3 separate regions of the Mus musculus genome follow, and all the other regions are linked to region 1. The links are chromatin contacts, found by POLR2A ChIA-PET in ENCODE. All regions are on one chromosome and are shown on one strand. Each heading gives the region's core, a stretch centred on a gene start or an enhancer-like site at or near the end of the contact. The rest is flanking DNA. Distances are from core to core; before and after follow the strand shown. Region 1 holds the start of Rdm1 (RAD52 motif 1). Region 2 holds the start of Etv4 (ets variant 4). Region 3 holds the start of Rnd2 (Rho family GTPase 2).

Region 1 (4,913 bases), core at 1,685-4,184:
TCTTGGTGCCTAGAGCCAGCCCATAGGTGATCTACAGGGTGTGTCTCTGGACTGTCTCAAGGACCTTTCAGCAGGAAGCAGAGTCTTGGAGAAGAGCAAATAGAGCCATCAAGGTCAGAAGGCTCTACCCTAGGTAATCTCCTTCTTAGTGGCAGCAAGCTCAAAGTCTGGATCAGCCTGCTTCAAGGCTGAGGGAGGCTACAACTGGGGAGATCTGAAAACTTGCTGACCCATTGTCCTTGCTTCAGGCCAGGTGGCAGGGCAGCTTCTAATGGCAGGATAGTTTCTAAGTGGCTGCCTGAAGCCTGAGGTTTTCTCTAGTAACTAACTTACCTGGACCTGCCCAGTTCTTAGGCCTAGTTTCCTAGACTGCCAATCTGAAGCCTGTCATGGAGTCAGCCTGTCTCATAAGTAGTGTATGACACTGTCTGGGGGAGGCATGAACAAAGCCCTCTTTCATCCCAGAAAAAGCATTGACAATACATTAAAGAAATGATTTCCCCTAGTCTAACTTGGTGAACAGGTGAGTTTATTGGGGTTATGTACAGGAGCAAGGTAGTTACTTATAACAGCATGATGTACGGCCAGAAAGTCCAGCTTCATGATACCTGCACTCCTGGAGCTCTCTGAAAGAACTCACAGGCAGCTGGGCTAACTGGGAGAGTCTCCTCTGCTGAGTAATGGTTACTGCTGCTCACACAAGGTTGAAGGAAGGGCTTTGGTTTTTTTGTTTGTTTGTTTTTTTGTTTTTTGTGGGTTTTTTTTTTTTTTTTGGTTTTTTGAGACCGGGTTTCTCTGTATAGCCCTGGCTGTCCTGGAACTCACTCTGTAGACCAGGCTGGCCTTGAACTCAGAAATCCGCCTGCCTCTGCCTCCCAAGTGCTGGGATTAAAGGCATGTGCCACCACGCCCGGCTTTGTTTGTTTTTTGTTTTTCTTTTTTACAGGGTTTCTCTGTGTAGCCCTGGCTGTCCTGGAACTCACTTTGTAGACCAGGCTGGCCTCGAACTCAGAAATCTGCCTGCCTCTGCTTGCTGGGATTAAAGGCATGCGGGACCACGCCCGGCGGGGGTTGGGGGGAGGGCATTATGACTCCTGAAGGTTCCTGAAGCTTTTACTTCCTGAGCTTTGTTTGTTTGTTTGTTTGGTTTTTCGAGACAGGGTTTCTCTGTGTAGCCCTGGCTGTCCTGGCACTCACGTTGTAGACCAGGCTGGCCTCGAACTCAGAAATCTGCCTGCCTCTGCCTCCCAAGTGCTGGGATTAAAGGCGTGTGCCACCACGCCCGGCTTCTTCCTGAGCTTTGTAAATTTTATTCACTTCTTGTGCCTTTTAGATTTTTTTCTTACATTTACTTATGTATGAATGTCCACACACACACACACACACACATACGTCATGTAAATATGTATGCCACAGGTGTTCCTGCTGGCTCCTCTAGAACGAAGGTTAAAGATAACTGTGAGCCACCATCGGGTGTTGGGAATCGAACCTGGATCTTCTTCCAATCTATAGAACGTGATGACCCTGCCTCAAAACAGAATAGCGATATATTTTTAGATAATGTATGATATGAAATTTAATATGATTAGGGAGTTCCTGGCTGACCCATGCCAAAGTGCCCCCTTGAGAAATGACGCCAAGCAACAGATCTGGTGGGGAGTTATTTGGGGGAAGAGAGGGGAGGGAGGGCTTGGAGAAGGGGTTGAGGTAGATGAACAGATAGGCAGACAGAGGGGAACAGAGTCACGAGGGCAGAGAAAGCAGGGGACAGAGAAGGAGAGAATGGGGGCTGGGGCCAGAGACCGCAAGGAACACGTGGGAACAGAGAGAGCTGGAGTGGTGAAGCAGTCGTTATCACCACACCTGAAGAAGCACCATAAGCTGGTTGCTTGATCCTAGGGAGGAGCCTAGCGGAATCGCCTGTAAACTAATAAATTAAGCAGAAAATCGAAAGGCCCCTTTTCCTCAAGGACCTTTTGTTGTGGGTGTGGTCTGAAAGACTGCGAAGAAGAACCTGGTTGTATCGCAGGGAAAGGTCAATACGTCCCCTCTGCGCCCCGGTTGCGCTCTACAGCGCAGAAGCGGAAAAAGCAGTCCAGGTTCGAGCTTTCGGCGCGCTTGGGCGGGGCATGCAAATAACTGCTCTGTGGAACTCTGGGAGCAAAAACAAAAAACTGCAACCAAAACTTCTCGGCCTCCTTGAATCTTACAGGCTTTTCGTGGCGTAAAGGTGGTGTACTCAATGAAGAGGAGAGTCTGTGTTGGCTGCATGTTTGAGTCGGTTGGTTGGTGACTGTGAATTAAAGGTGTGGTCGGTGTTGAGTGTATGGGGCGTGTGGGCGTAGTTCGGTATCGCTTCTCGGCCTTTTGGCTAAGATCAAGTGTAGTATCTGTTCTTATCAGTTTAATATCTGATACGTCCTCTATCCGAGGACAATATATTAAATGGATTTTTGGAAGTAGGAGTTGGAATAGGAGCTTGCTCCGTCCACTCCACGCATCGACCTGGTATTGCAGTACCTCCAGGAACGGTGCACCCCCTCTGGGGAGTAAAGTTGGTTTTAAAGTCAGAGCATGGTGATTGTAGGGCAGTCCAGCTTTTTAAATATGTCTGTGTTTTCTTCTTCTTAACTTTCGTTAGTTTGTATCCTGATTGGGTTGTGTACACGATAACTGAGTTCTCGTTTGCGCCAGAGCTGGAGAGATGGCTTAGTGGTTAAGAGTACCGACTGCTTTTCCAAAGGCCCTGTGTTCAGGTCCCAGCAACCACATAAATAAATAAATCTTAGGAAAAAAAAAAAGAAAAAAGAGTGTAGCACTGGAGCTAATGTGGGGTGGAAACATTTTAAATATGTGCTTTGTGGGAAGTTTTAAGGAAATCGTTAAGCTCCGCCCTTTACTTGTGAGGGTTTAAATTTCGCGGTAGTAGCTTGCGCAGGCGCACTGGCTTTACCATGGCGGAGTTGATCTCTTTCGTAGTTCCCACCCAGAGCGACAAAGTTTTGTTGGTGTGGGATCTGAGCACTGGGCCCCCAGCCGAAGCCTTAAGTGTGAGGGGCTGCGCGGAGAGGGCAGGGGAAGGGAGTGGGGGGACAGGAGGCGTGGGCCCCGCGTGGGCGCAGAGGAACGGGGAGCCAGCGAGGGCTTGTCTCCTCCTTAGATGAAGCCCCAGTGAAGGGAGTGCTTCCAGCGGAGAAGGGCGGGATCTGGGCTTGAAGTGAGGTAGGGGGTCAGCACTCACTGGTGGGCCTCCCACAGCATTCTCTGTTCACAGTGTTCTCTCAGTTTGGCCTTCTGTATTCAGTCCGAGTCTTCCCGAACGCTGCAGTGGCTCGTCCTGGTTTCTACGCCATCATCAAGTTTTACTCCTCGCGGGACGCACAGAGAGCCCAGAAGGCTTGCGATGGGAAACCCCTTTTTCAGACATCACCAGTGAAGGTGTGTGCAAATGCAGGCTTCAGGATAACGTTCCGAGTTCTGCAGTGAGTAGCTAGAGACTCTGTGGTGCCCTGATTCACCCGGTGCTTCCAGATGCGTTTTCACTGATCCTCTGGCCTCAGGTATCCTAGGTGATGGTTAGGTGATAAAAGGTTCATCATGAGAGTAATTGTGGTCAAACCCAAGAGTTCCAATGAAAATCCCATGTCGTATGTTACATTTACATTTATTATTTACATTATTTATAAACATTTTCTATTTTATTTGGACTTAAAATGTGTTTGACCAACTGCCAGTTTTAATATAATGGATGCTTTATTGTCATCACTGTAAAATAGAACTTCCTTCAGGTTCCAGAGGTGGGGAAAGCATCCTTTAGTACATTGTAGCCTTCATTCCATATTAACATAGAACCCGTTCCCCCAGAGCCTCAGCACATCTCACCATGTTTCTCAATTCCACCACCTGTCCTTTCAATTTCTGATTGGCCACTTTTGATGTATCAACCTGCTGCTGACCCAGCTTCTTATTCTTATCCATATTGCTTTTTTTTTTTTTTTTTAAGATTTATTTATTATATGTAAGTACACTGTAGCTGTCTTCAGACACTCCAGAAGAGGGCGTCAGATCTTGTTACAGATGGTTGTGAGCCACCATGTGGTTGCTGGGATTTGAACTCTGGACCTTCGGAAGAGCAGTCGGGTGCTCTTACCCACTGAGCCATCTCACCAGCCCCCATATTGCTTTTCTTTTCTTCTCCCTTGAACCTTGATTAAATCTGAGAACTGCAGTTAGTAGTGACCCCAAGTGAATTTTCTCTACGTCCATACATGATGCAAGACCTTTTTCTATCTTAGATCACCCACTTCCAGGTCCTGAGGTGATTTGCTTGCCAGTCATTCTTTAAGGAATTTGATTGGTATGTTTCTAACCTATGGCCACATCTCAGCCATTTAGATACTGTATGTGGAACTGGGAAGATTACAAAGTGGTGAGTCTCCCGTGCTCTTGAAACAGATCATTTAATAAACTTTAGGTTCTGATAGAGTGATGAAGGATATGTTAACAATCACAGATTACAGGGCTAGAGAGATGGCTCAGTCATTAAGAGCACAAGTTTGATTTCTAGCACGCACAGGATGGCTCACAATCAGTTCTAGTAACTGCAGTTCCAAGGGATCCCACACTCTCTTCTGGCCTCCAGACTTGCACTCCCAGGGCAGTGGTGGCACACGCACGCCTTTAATCCCAGCACTTGGGAGGCAGAGACAGGTGGATTTCTGAGTTCGAGGCCAGCCAGGTCTACAAAGTGAGTTCCAGGACAGCCAGGGCTATACAGAGAAACCTTGTCTCGAAAAACCAAAAATAAAACAAAAAACAAAAAAAACAATTCAAGGTACTATTGGGAAGTGAGAATAAGTGGATGAGGGAATTGGAGTTATGAAGGGGTCTCAAGAGCCAGATCAATAATAATA
Region 2 (4,913 bases), core at 1,190-3,689, 160 kb after region 1:
TCCCATTCCACAAACCTACTTAGTGGTCCCCTTTCCTTCTTATCCAGGCTTCTCCTATAGAGAATCCTGTGAGAGGTGGATTGGATTGGTGAAGAGGTGGAGAGCTTTGAAATTCCAAAAGAAAGGTACCCACAGTGGAAGAATGGGGAATGAATCCCTTAGGAAAAGACCTCAAGAAAAAATTCACTTTTGGTTTCTGGAGTATTTAGAGTATTAACACAAAAGGAGGTGAGAGCGAAGATGGGGATGCTAATGCTTCCTGAATCTCAGAGACTGTAAGTCACCATGCCTCCTTCCACTGGCAGCCCTGCCAGCATCACCCTCAGGCTAACTAACCTCACCAAAACACCACAGCTAGAATCCAACTAGGACATCTGCTCCACCCAGCCCAGGCTGGGCCACTGACCCCATCCTGGCTAGGACTTACAACCAACCCTCCAGCATACAGGAAGGGGAACATTGCCTGGGGGTGGAGGTATTCAAGAGGGATGGAGGGAGGACCAGTTGCCACTGGAATTATAATCAAGGCTATTTGGGGAGGCAGCCCTGAATCTTCTCTGCCAAAGTGCCAAGAAAAGAAGTATTGAAACTTTTGTTGTTATTTTGGCTTGGTCAGTAAATTGGCCCTCGGAGTTAGGAAGAAGTGAAATGAAGAGAGTAAAAAACCAAGCAAGGTTCCAGCAACTCCAGAAGATAGGTAATAAATTACTCCTTATTCCTCCCGTTTCTCATTGCTCTCTTTCAATACCTCAACACCCCAACACTACACCTAGGCCAGGAGCCTCCTGCCAGACAAACTCTGCAAATGAAATTTTCAACTAGGAAAAAAAAAAAAAAAAAAAAACGGGCCTTGGGCCAAAATCCATTCAAATAAGCAAATACCCCACACAATAGTCTGATTCATCCCCAGGCCTAGTTATACAAGCCTGGCTCCGGGCGAGAAAATAAATATCGATATGTGTCCACACTGGGCACCGGGGAGAGTGACATGGTTAGGGACTGGAGAGATGGGGTTGAAGGACTCCTTGAGACAGACAAGAACCCCCCGCCCCCCATGTCCCACTTCTAATTTTAGGAAGGAAACAAAACTACTCACCTTCTGCGAGCCACGTCTCTTGGAAGTGACTGAGGTCCTGGAAGAGATCTGATGGGTGAATATTGGATTGGTGAAGAGGTGGCGATAATATGGGGAAGAGACCTGGCGAGCCCGGGTTACAGCCTCCCCACTGGTGATAAGGGACGGAGAAGAATGAGTGGTTTGACTTTTGGGGAAACGTGGGTTGGGGAAGTCCAGGATAAGGCTTTGGGATGGATGTACGTGGATTAAGCAGAGGGGTCGCAGTTTGTCTGTTTCTTTACCTTCTGAGTCGGAAGGCGGCAGGGAGCCCGGGTCCATGAGCTTTCCCTGCGGGACCATCAGCGCTTCGCCCAAGCTCCCATTTCCGGGAGATTTCTGCTGGAAGGAGGGGGGAAGAATGCCCCCGAATCACCCTGAGGAGTCTAGCTTGGGGTTGGGGGTGGGGTCCCGGGGTGGCTCAGGGGCCAGGCGGTCCTGGACCCACTGAGACCCCCCGGGAGGGGGCTGCGGGGCGAGTAGGGGCGGGGTGCGGGGCGGGGGCGGGCGTGGAGGCCGGCGCGGCGCTCACGCTGCAGAAGGTGTAGGGCACTCGCTGGTCCAAGTATCCGCCTTTCATCCTCCGCTCCATCCGGCCGCTCCCTCCGGCCACAGGGCCGGGCCCCCGCGCGGAGGCAGAGACCTGGGAGGGGGGAGGCAGTTCGCACACGGTCCCGGGAGCGCTGCGGGGGGGAGGGGGCGATCGCGAGGCTTTGGATCGGACAGCGAAACTTCTCCGACTCGCTGGGACCTGCGCGGCCGAGCGCCTCCACCGCCACTCCTCTCCCGCCAAAGGAGGTCCCACCTGCTCCCTTGAGCTGGGGTTGGTGTGTCTGCTTTCTGCAGCCCTGCTCAGCCCGAACTGGGTTACATAAGACGTGTGTGTGCGTGTGTGTGTGCGCGCGTGTGTGAGTGTGTGTGTGTGTATGTGGGCGCGCGCGCGCGGCGCACACCATTCGCACGCCCATAACTCAGGCGCCCCCTCCAGCCTCGAATCCCGACGCCTCCCACCCCCGCCCCGGAATGTGCGGAAGCGGGCGCCGAACAGAGAGAGTGTGGTGTGTGGGAGATGAAGCGGGGAAATCACAGACACTCTCCCTTCCTTCCCCTTCCGCAGCTTCACCTGAGGTCCGGGCGTCTGTGCCGGAGCCGCGGGGGGATGCTCAGCATGCCCGGGGGATGACACAACTAAGGTGGCGGGGCTAGGCCGGAGCGAGGCGGCCTGAGCCCCGGGTCCCCAGAGCCCCGGCTTGTTTTCCGGGCGCAGCAGACAGTTGTGAGCCCGGGGGAGCAGCTGATTGGTGCATTTCCTTTGCCTTGGCCTCCGTTCTCGCTCTTCCCCCGCCCCTCCCCACCGGTTCCCTTTGTTTCATTGACTTTTGTGAATGAAACCCCAGGGCCGGGCACGCCCGCCAATCCTCAGACTCGGCTAGCTGAGCTTGAGGGAGGAGTTTCCCAGCCACGAAGACCAATCAGAAAGTAGGGGCTGGCTCCTGGCTTCATTCACTTTTTGGACTTCCATTCATAAAAAAATAAACTCCTTTCGGCTTTAGTTCATTCATAAAGAATTGAGAAAAAAAGACGGAAGCTGAAGACCCGGCAGCTTCTCCACGGGTTCCAACCTGGGTTTTGGGTCTAAGGACCCCTGAGCTCCTTCCGCTGGCGTTAGCTCACGCCTCTGTGCATCTATACTTACGTGGGAGTGTGAACACGTCTGTGTGCCCTGGGGGGAGGGGGAGGCAAACGGACTTGTGCGCCCAGAGGAACCATAATAACTAGCATTTATGAAGCGCTCTGCCTCCACGTGCTAATTTCCTTCCCATAACGTGGTGCTGCGGAGCGGTTTCCATTTTACTTTACAAATGAAAATGGAAGAAAGCTAAGAAAGACACCATGGCCTCCTCACCTGAGGTAACTCAGCTTGTCACTGAGGGGCATTAGCGTTTCAAAGCCACCAAGGTCTTCTGTGCAGCCCTCTGAGACCCCGAGCTACTTGAAAACAAATGGAGGCACAGTTGGTGCTCAGTAAATGTAAACTGGCTCAAACCGGCTTTCTCACGGGTCTGTGATCTGTAGAGTTGCTTATTCTGTGACCCGCTTTATCATTCATTCGAGGCTTTGCCAACAAGAGGCTCAAGGATGTCTCTCTCGCTGCCATCTTACTCCTTATGATAGGAAGCAGAAATCCCAAGTGACTTGGTGATCAAAAGACAGGATGGGTTCCAATTTTGTCCAAGAGGTTGATCTTAGTGTTTGTCATTCGAGCATCACTGCCTTCAGTAAATATCTGCTGTGTCAGACATGGTGCTGGGCGCCAAGCAAGTGTGAGAAAGACTACCTCCCTTGGGATCTGGGTTGCTTTAGATGCCGTCACAAGGACCCACAGGCCCACAGGGCTGCTTTCAAAGTTCATCTGTCTAACCAAACAGTACTTCTGAGAAAGAAAAGGTGCATGCAATCTCTTCCAGCCTGTAGGAGTCAGAGAAGGGACAAAAACCTTAACCCCCTGGCACCTGAACTGGGCTCTTTCTGCCACACAAACTCCTCCCCTTTACCTACCAAACTGTTCTTTAAAGTTTGAACCTGCTGCCGCTCTCCTCTAGGGACCCCCCTTTTCATGAGAGCCTGGGTCAGTCCATATATATGGTGAGGTATCTTTCATTCTCTTCCCTGTTAGAGAAATCCCTATATAGTTATGGGGATCTCTGCGGGGGCCCAGAGGAGGACTCCTTCCTTGAGCCTCGCTCGCACTCAAGAGTTGCACAAAATGCCTGTCAGGTGAACAGCTACAATAAAAAGCTAAGTAATGGAGTTTTGCAGGCACCCTGCCCAAGGAAAGACAGGCAAGCCCAAGCAAATCCCGGCTTGGGGCGGATGGAGCCAGTTTAGGGAGGGGTGTGAGTTCCTAGACCAGGAGAAGTGGGGGAGGAAGGCAGGCAGTTCTAGGAAAAGATCTCTGATGTGGTCTCCATGAAGGTTCAGGTGGGTCCCTGAGTGAGCACTGGGTGCTCCAGTTGAGGCCTGTCCGGGGCTGCCTGTCTGACTCGGAGTTCCTCCACTTCTCTGGAGAGCCCTGGCTAGTTAATATTTCCTCTGCTTCCCAGGTCTGGCAGAGACCAAAGAAGCCTACCTCCCTATCTCTGGCTCAAGCTATAGACCCAGCAAGAGAACCAACTGCAGCTGCAGCTACAGCTGCCACACCTGCCCTGGCCTGGGACTGAACACTCAGATGATGATCAATGATCAATGACATTTCTCCAAAGGGAGCATTGGGACCTCTTCTCCAATGGAGTCCAAGGTTGTTAAGCAGAGGAAGGAAGAGAGAGGCTGGAGATGTGGGTTAAGTGACATTGAAGCATCCAGCCTTGTGTGCACGCTTTTCACCAGTTCCTGCCGCCTGCCACCCTCACCTCATTTTACAAGAGGTGACAATAGAAACCCCCCCCCCCATTGAGGGTACTCCAAAGAGAGATCCTTTAAGGAGCACATGAGGACACTCCCAAACCTGACCTGACCAGCATCCCTCAGATGCAGGATGCTCAGGGCTCCTTTATGACTTCCGATGCTTCCTGCCTCCTCCAATACAGCTCTGGGGGAAGCTGGGCAGGTAAATATTCTCTTCCTCCAGTAGATTGGGGGGCTGGACTCTAACCTGTTTCCTAGGAATTTAAATTATAAAATGCAAATGTGGACTTTAGATATGTAAATTTTTATACAAAGGGAACCCACTGTTTGCCCTGGGAGCTGGGAGATCCCTGATACAGGCTTGGAAGAAAGAAAGCCTGAATGTAACTGGCAA
Region 3 (4,913 bases), core at 684-3,183, 160 kb before region 1:
GGGGCCTTGCTCGGGGGGTGGGGCTTCGCGGGCGGACTTAAAGGGCTAGTCCCTCTGCTGACCGAGCTGCGAGGGCGCGAAAAGACTAGCGGTGCAGGTGGAGGGTGGTGGTGTACGTGCGTGTGACTGATAAGCATGAGGAGATTCTGGGGCATGCCGAGTCTAAGACTTGATTTATTCGTAGAAAGCCTTATACGAATTAAAAGTTGTCGTGACACAGTCTGAAGGATAATTTAAAATCTGAATTTATAATCTAGCCACCTGTGGATCAGACTCCGGTGAAATTGTGCCTCAGGTTGAACTCTACCGTTTACTAATAAGCAGACTTTATTCACTATGTTCTTTTGTTTGCTTGTTTTTTGAGACAGGGTTTCTCTGTGTAGCCCTGGCTGTCCTGGAACTCACTTTGTAGACCAGGCTGGCCTCGAACTCAGAAATCCGCCTGCCTCTGCCTCCCAAGTGCTGGGATAAAAGGTGTGCTCCACCACGCCCGGCTTACTCACTATGTTCTTGCAGTGGCAAACTACAAGCATGAGAACCTCTAAGACAGGGTCTCACCATGTAGCCAGGTCTGGCCTGGAGCCTAGAAGGTGCCATGAATACAAGGCTGGCTCTGCCTCCGGAGTTCTGTGGTTAAAATGACATGTGCCACCACCTCCCTTTTCTTTCACACTCTCTTTTCCTTTTGTTGGAATTGAGGATAGAACCCAGAGCCTCATGAATGTAGCTCTACTCCCGAGTTACATCTCTAACTTAAACTTAACAGTTTTGGGTGTTAATGCTGTGTGTCTGTTTACTTTTTGTAAAACAGCGATGAGATTGTGTGCTTTAGTTACCTTTACACGGTTATTCAAAACGAGATAACATTAAAATGAACATCTTCGACTTAAAGAAGAGTTTTGTTTGTTTTGAGACAGGATTTCTCTATTTAGACCTGGTTGACCTGGAACTCATTATATAGACTAGAGTGGCCTCAAACTCAGGGAGATCTGCCTGCTTCTGCCTCATGAGTGCTAAGACTGAAGGCGTGCAGCACCATGCCCGGCTAAAGAAGGATTTTTTTCACTTATGTATGCATGTATGTATGTATGTGTATTTATTTGTTCATTCATTCATTCATTCATTCACTTTACATCCCGATCACAGCCCTCCAAGCCCCTTTCTCCATCCTCTTCTAGGCAAAAGATGTCATGCAAATGGCGGTTTGCTTATTGCTAGTCTGAGATGAGGCTGAAATTGGCTTTGGGGCTTAGCTCTGGCCCAGCTTAGCTGTCAAAGGATTCTAGCTTCCTTAGCCTTCCCTTTGCTCTTTCTACCAAAACATCCACCAGAGGACGCAAAAGCTCCCCTAAAACTTTCCACTCAGTACTTGGCTAGAGGAACTTAGTCCATGCTTCTAGGTTGGTCACAGGCCTAGATCCCGCCACCCGTCGTTATGGAGATAGAAAGCTATGATGTCACTAATGTAGGGTGGGAGTGCTAAGGTCCGTACTTCCATTTCCCTAAGCTCTGTCTGGACCCGAGAGTGGAGGAGGGAGACAAAAATCAAAAATCCTCCCTTTCCTAACATCTCACGCCCCCCTGTGTTCGGGAAATAGATTGCTGCCGCCGCGCGTGTCCGCCGCACTAGCACACCTGCGTGCACGCGTGGGCACACAGAAGGCTCAGGCCTTGCGCCCGTGTATGGAGCTTCGCAGCTGACCCTTCAGAACTTCGCCCTCGGTCAGCCCAGCCTCCATGCCCGAGGAACTCAAATAAACGGGGCTCGCTGGCCACAAACCCTCAGGCGCTCCTGGGGTCACAGCTGCGCGCTAGAGTCTAACTCGGGTCCCCCTCCCCTCCTCCCAGGCCCCGCCCCGTCCCGAACCCCGCCCCTCGGCTGTGCGGGTGGGAGGCGGGGCCAGAGGTGCGGCCCGCGGGCTAGGGGCGGGGCGGAGGGGGCCCGCAGCCCCGGGCGGGGGCTCGGCGCGGGCCCGCGAGATGCCGGTGTCGGCGGCCCGAGAGGCTGCAGCTGCAGCGGCGGGGGAGGAGGCGGCAGAAGCGGCGGCTGTGCCCGGGAGGGGGGCGGCGTGGGGGGCCGGCGCGTAGCCGGGACCATGGAGGGGCAGAGTGGCCGCTGCAAGATCGTAGTGGTGGGGGACGCGGAGTGCGGCAAGACAGCGTTGCTGCAGGTGTTCGCCAAGGACGCCTACCCCGGGGTGAGGAATTGGCGTCTGGAGAGAGGGGCACCGAGGCTGCGGGGAGTGGGTTATAGGGGCCCCGGGGGCCGCTGGAAACCGGTACCAGGGTAACCAGGGAGGAGAGAAAGAGGCTCAGAGGAAGGGAAGGAGGCGTTGGGGGGTCTGAAAGGACTGCAGAGGATTGGAGTGGAAGGAATCAAGGAACGCGGTGAAATGGATGGGGCTTAGGAGCATCAGAGGATCCGGAAGGGCGCTCCGGGAGAATGACTGAGGTCCCGGGCATCCGAGAGAGAAAAAACTAGGGGCTAAAGGGACCCGGGAAGGGGGGTTATCTGAGAGTCTAGCTAGGAGGTGGAGGCAGTAGCTCCCCGGATCTTCCCTTAGCCCAGCCTCAGACCAACTTCTGTCTAGGGACTGAGCTGGACCGGGTGTCGAGGGAGGAGGGCAGTTGTCAGGGTGAGTGAGTACTGGAGAGCAGCTCTCTCTCATTTTGACCCATCCGTGTCTGCAGAGTTATGTCCCCACGGTGTTTGAGAACTACACTGCCAGCTTCGAGATCGACAAGCGCCGCATTGAGCTCAACATGTGGGATACTTCAGGTAGCCAAGTCCCTCGGGGTCACCCTGACGGCGGCCAAGGTCCCTTCCTCTAGCCCCTCCCTTGGCCAGAACCTGAGATTCCAGGTCAGCTCAGACATCCATCCAGTTTTAGAGCAGAACATCAGTTTCTCTTTTGAGCCAGGGAAACTGAGGCAGAGTTTCTTAGGCCTGACAGAAACCACGTAGGAAGTCTAATATCGGCCCTGCAGCTGGGTTCTGCTTACCCAAGGAACTTGGAAAGAAATGATTTATTTTGGAACATGTTTCTTAGGAAATAGGACTGGGTTTAGGAAAGCTATTTAGAATTACTGGGGTGGGGGAAGGTGGTGGAAAGTAGTTTTTTTTTTTTTTTTTTTTCTTCCTCTAGACTGAACTAGAGTCCCAGGAGAACAGGAGCACTGGCTCCCTGTCCTTGCTCCAACCTCATGGGAAGGGTTTTTATTTTTACTCCGTTCCCTGGAGGACTTTAGAAGATGTGTCATCAAAGCCCAGAAAGCACGCACAAAATTTGTCAGAATGGTGGTAGATTTTCTGAGATTCTTAAAGGGCTTCCAAACTCCAGAAGATTACAGATTATCAGTGTGAGATCAGAGGAACCCATAAGCCATTTCCCACTGCTTCTGCTCCTCTCTGCCTACTCTTTTTTTTTTTTTTTTTTAAGTTTTATTTATTCATTTATTTATTTATTACATGTAAGTACACTGTAGCTGTCCTCAGACCCTCCAGAAGAGGGAGTCAGATTTCATTACAGATGGCTGTGAGCCACCATGTGGTTGCTGGGATTTGAACTTCAGACCTTCGGAAGGAAGAGCAGTCGGGTGCTCTTACCCACTGAGCCATCTCACCAGCCCCTCTGCCTACTCTTGAGACACACTTTGTGACGGGTATTTGCTTTTTATCCCTTGACCAGGGTCACTTGAGTCCCTTACCCGCTTCCAGGCCAGCTGCCCCCTCAGATTGCCTTATCTGTTTGCCTTCTTTCTTTCTTCCAGGTTCCTCTTACTATGACAATGTCCGGCCTCTGGCCTACCCGGATTCTGATGCTGTGCTTATCTGCTTTGACATTAGCCGGCCAGAAACACTGGACAGTGTCCTCAAGAAGGTGGGAGTCTGGGGAAACTACAAAGGAGAGTAGGCGTGAAGGGCATGAACCCAGAGGAGGGAGTAACAGTAGTGGCTGAAGTTGTCATCCCTCTGCTCCAGCCTCCTTGCCTTTCACCTGCAAGTCTGTCTCTGAGCTGGAAGTGGTCCTGGGGCCTTGGGGTCTGTTTAGCTGCCTTCCCTATCTCCTTGGCGGTGGCAGGGCTGCAGATTCCGAGGGCTTTAGAAAGCCCTGAGGCTGGCTGTCAGGCTATTGTTTCCATAAGAAAAGTCCCGGGTTAAAGCACTAGAGTCGGTCAGGGAGTCCTCGATTCCCAGGGAGGAGAGGGTGTGGTTGGTCTGTTCTCTGGACAAAGTAAGGGAAAGGGGAGTGCGAGTGTGCAGACTGCAGGCTGATAGAAAACCCCGGAGTCCTCACTGAAATCCTCTTCTCCCCAGCTTCCACACTCCACAGCTTCCCTACCCAAGACCAGCTTTCCACATCATTTCTTACCGAGGAGGTTTAGAAGGATATGTGACATCTGTATGCATGGAGCAAAGCTTTTCCCTCTATCCCTCTCCACCCCTCTATAACTCTATCTTCCACCTCCAACCAGTGGCAAGGAGAGACTCAGGAGTTTTGCCCCAATGCCAAGGTGGTGCTGGTTGGCTGTAAGCTGGACATGCGGACTGACCTGGCCACACTGAGGGAGCTATCCAAGCAGAGACTCATCCCTGTCACACATGAGCAGGTGAGACCCCTTTACCTCCAACTGAATTCGAACCTAGACCTCACACCCATCTCTGGGTTTTTTGGTTCCTGATTTTTGCTCTAACCTCTGACCCTAACCTTTAATTCTTTCCCCATCTCCGTTTGACCTTCCACCTTAGCCCACAGCCCTCACGCTCCTTCCCAAACGAAGGCCTATAATTTCCACCCATCTGCTGCTTTTCCAGGGTACTGTGCTGGCCAAGCAAGTGGGAGCTGTGTCCTACGTTGAATGTTCCTCCCGATCTTCTGAGCGCAGTGTCCGGGATGTCTTCCATGTGGCCA

Evidence for each region. ChIA-PET counts read pairs that join two places held with the same protein, here RNA polymerase II (POLR2A).
Region 2: POLR2A ChIA-PET joins it to region 1 with 15 read pairs in Patski. The contact joins the promoter of Etv4 here to the promoter of Rdm1 in region 1. POLR2A ChIA-PET finds 5 or more read pairs at or near these places in 4 of 5 experiments (Patski and embryonic stem cell).
Region 3: POLR2A ChIA-PET joins it to region 1 with 18 read pairs in Patski. The contact joins the promoter of Rnd2 here to the promoter of Rdm1 in region 1. POLR2A ChIA-PET finds 5 or more read pairs at or near these places in 3 of 5 experiments (Patski and embryonic stem cell).

Annotation. Positions count from the first base shown.
Region 1 is chr11:101,625,015-101,629,927 of GRCm38, forward strand. It overlaps Rdm1 (RAD52 motif 1), which reads left to right and starts at 2,935. Exons shown (of 7, transcript NM_025654.2): 1 at 2,935-3,050; 2 at 3,259-3,438. The coding sequence starts at 2,955. It overlaps LOC115487916 (a small nuclear RNA gene), which reads left to right and starts at 2,352; the gene lies at 2,352-2,542.
Region 2 is chr11:101,782,871-101,787,783 of GRCm38, forward strand. It overlaps Etv4 (ets variant 4), which reads right to left and starts at 2,440. Exons shown (of 13, transcript NM_001316365.1): 1 at 2,238-2,440; 2 at 1,647-1,757; 3 at 1,360-1,453; 4 at 1,097-1,144. The coding sequence starts at 1,706. Gm39392 (a long non-coding RNA gene) reads left to right here and starts at 2,451. Exons shown (of 3, transcript XR_880221.3): 1 at 2,451-4,721.
Region 3 is chr11:101,466,242-101,471,154 of GRCm38, forward strand. Rnd2 (Rho family GTPase 2) reads left to right here and starts at 1,934. Exons shown (of 5, transcript NM_009708.2): 1 at 1,934-2,198; 2 at 2,692-2,779; 3 at 3,772-3,881; 4 at 4,477-4,611; 5 at 4,817-4,913. The coding sequence starts at 2,097.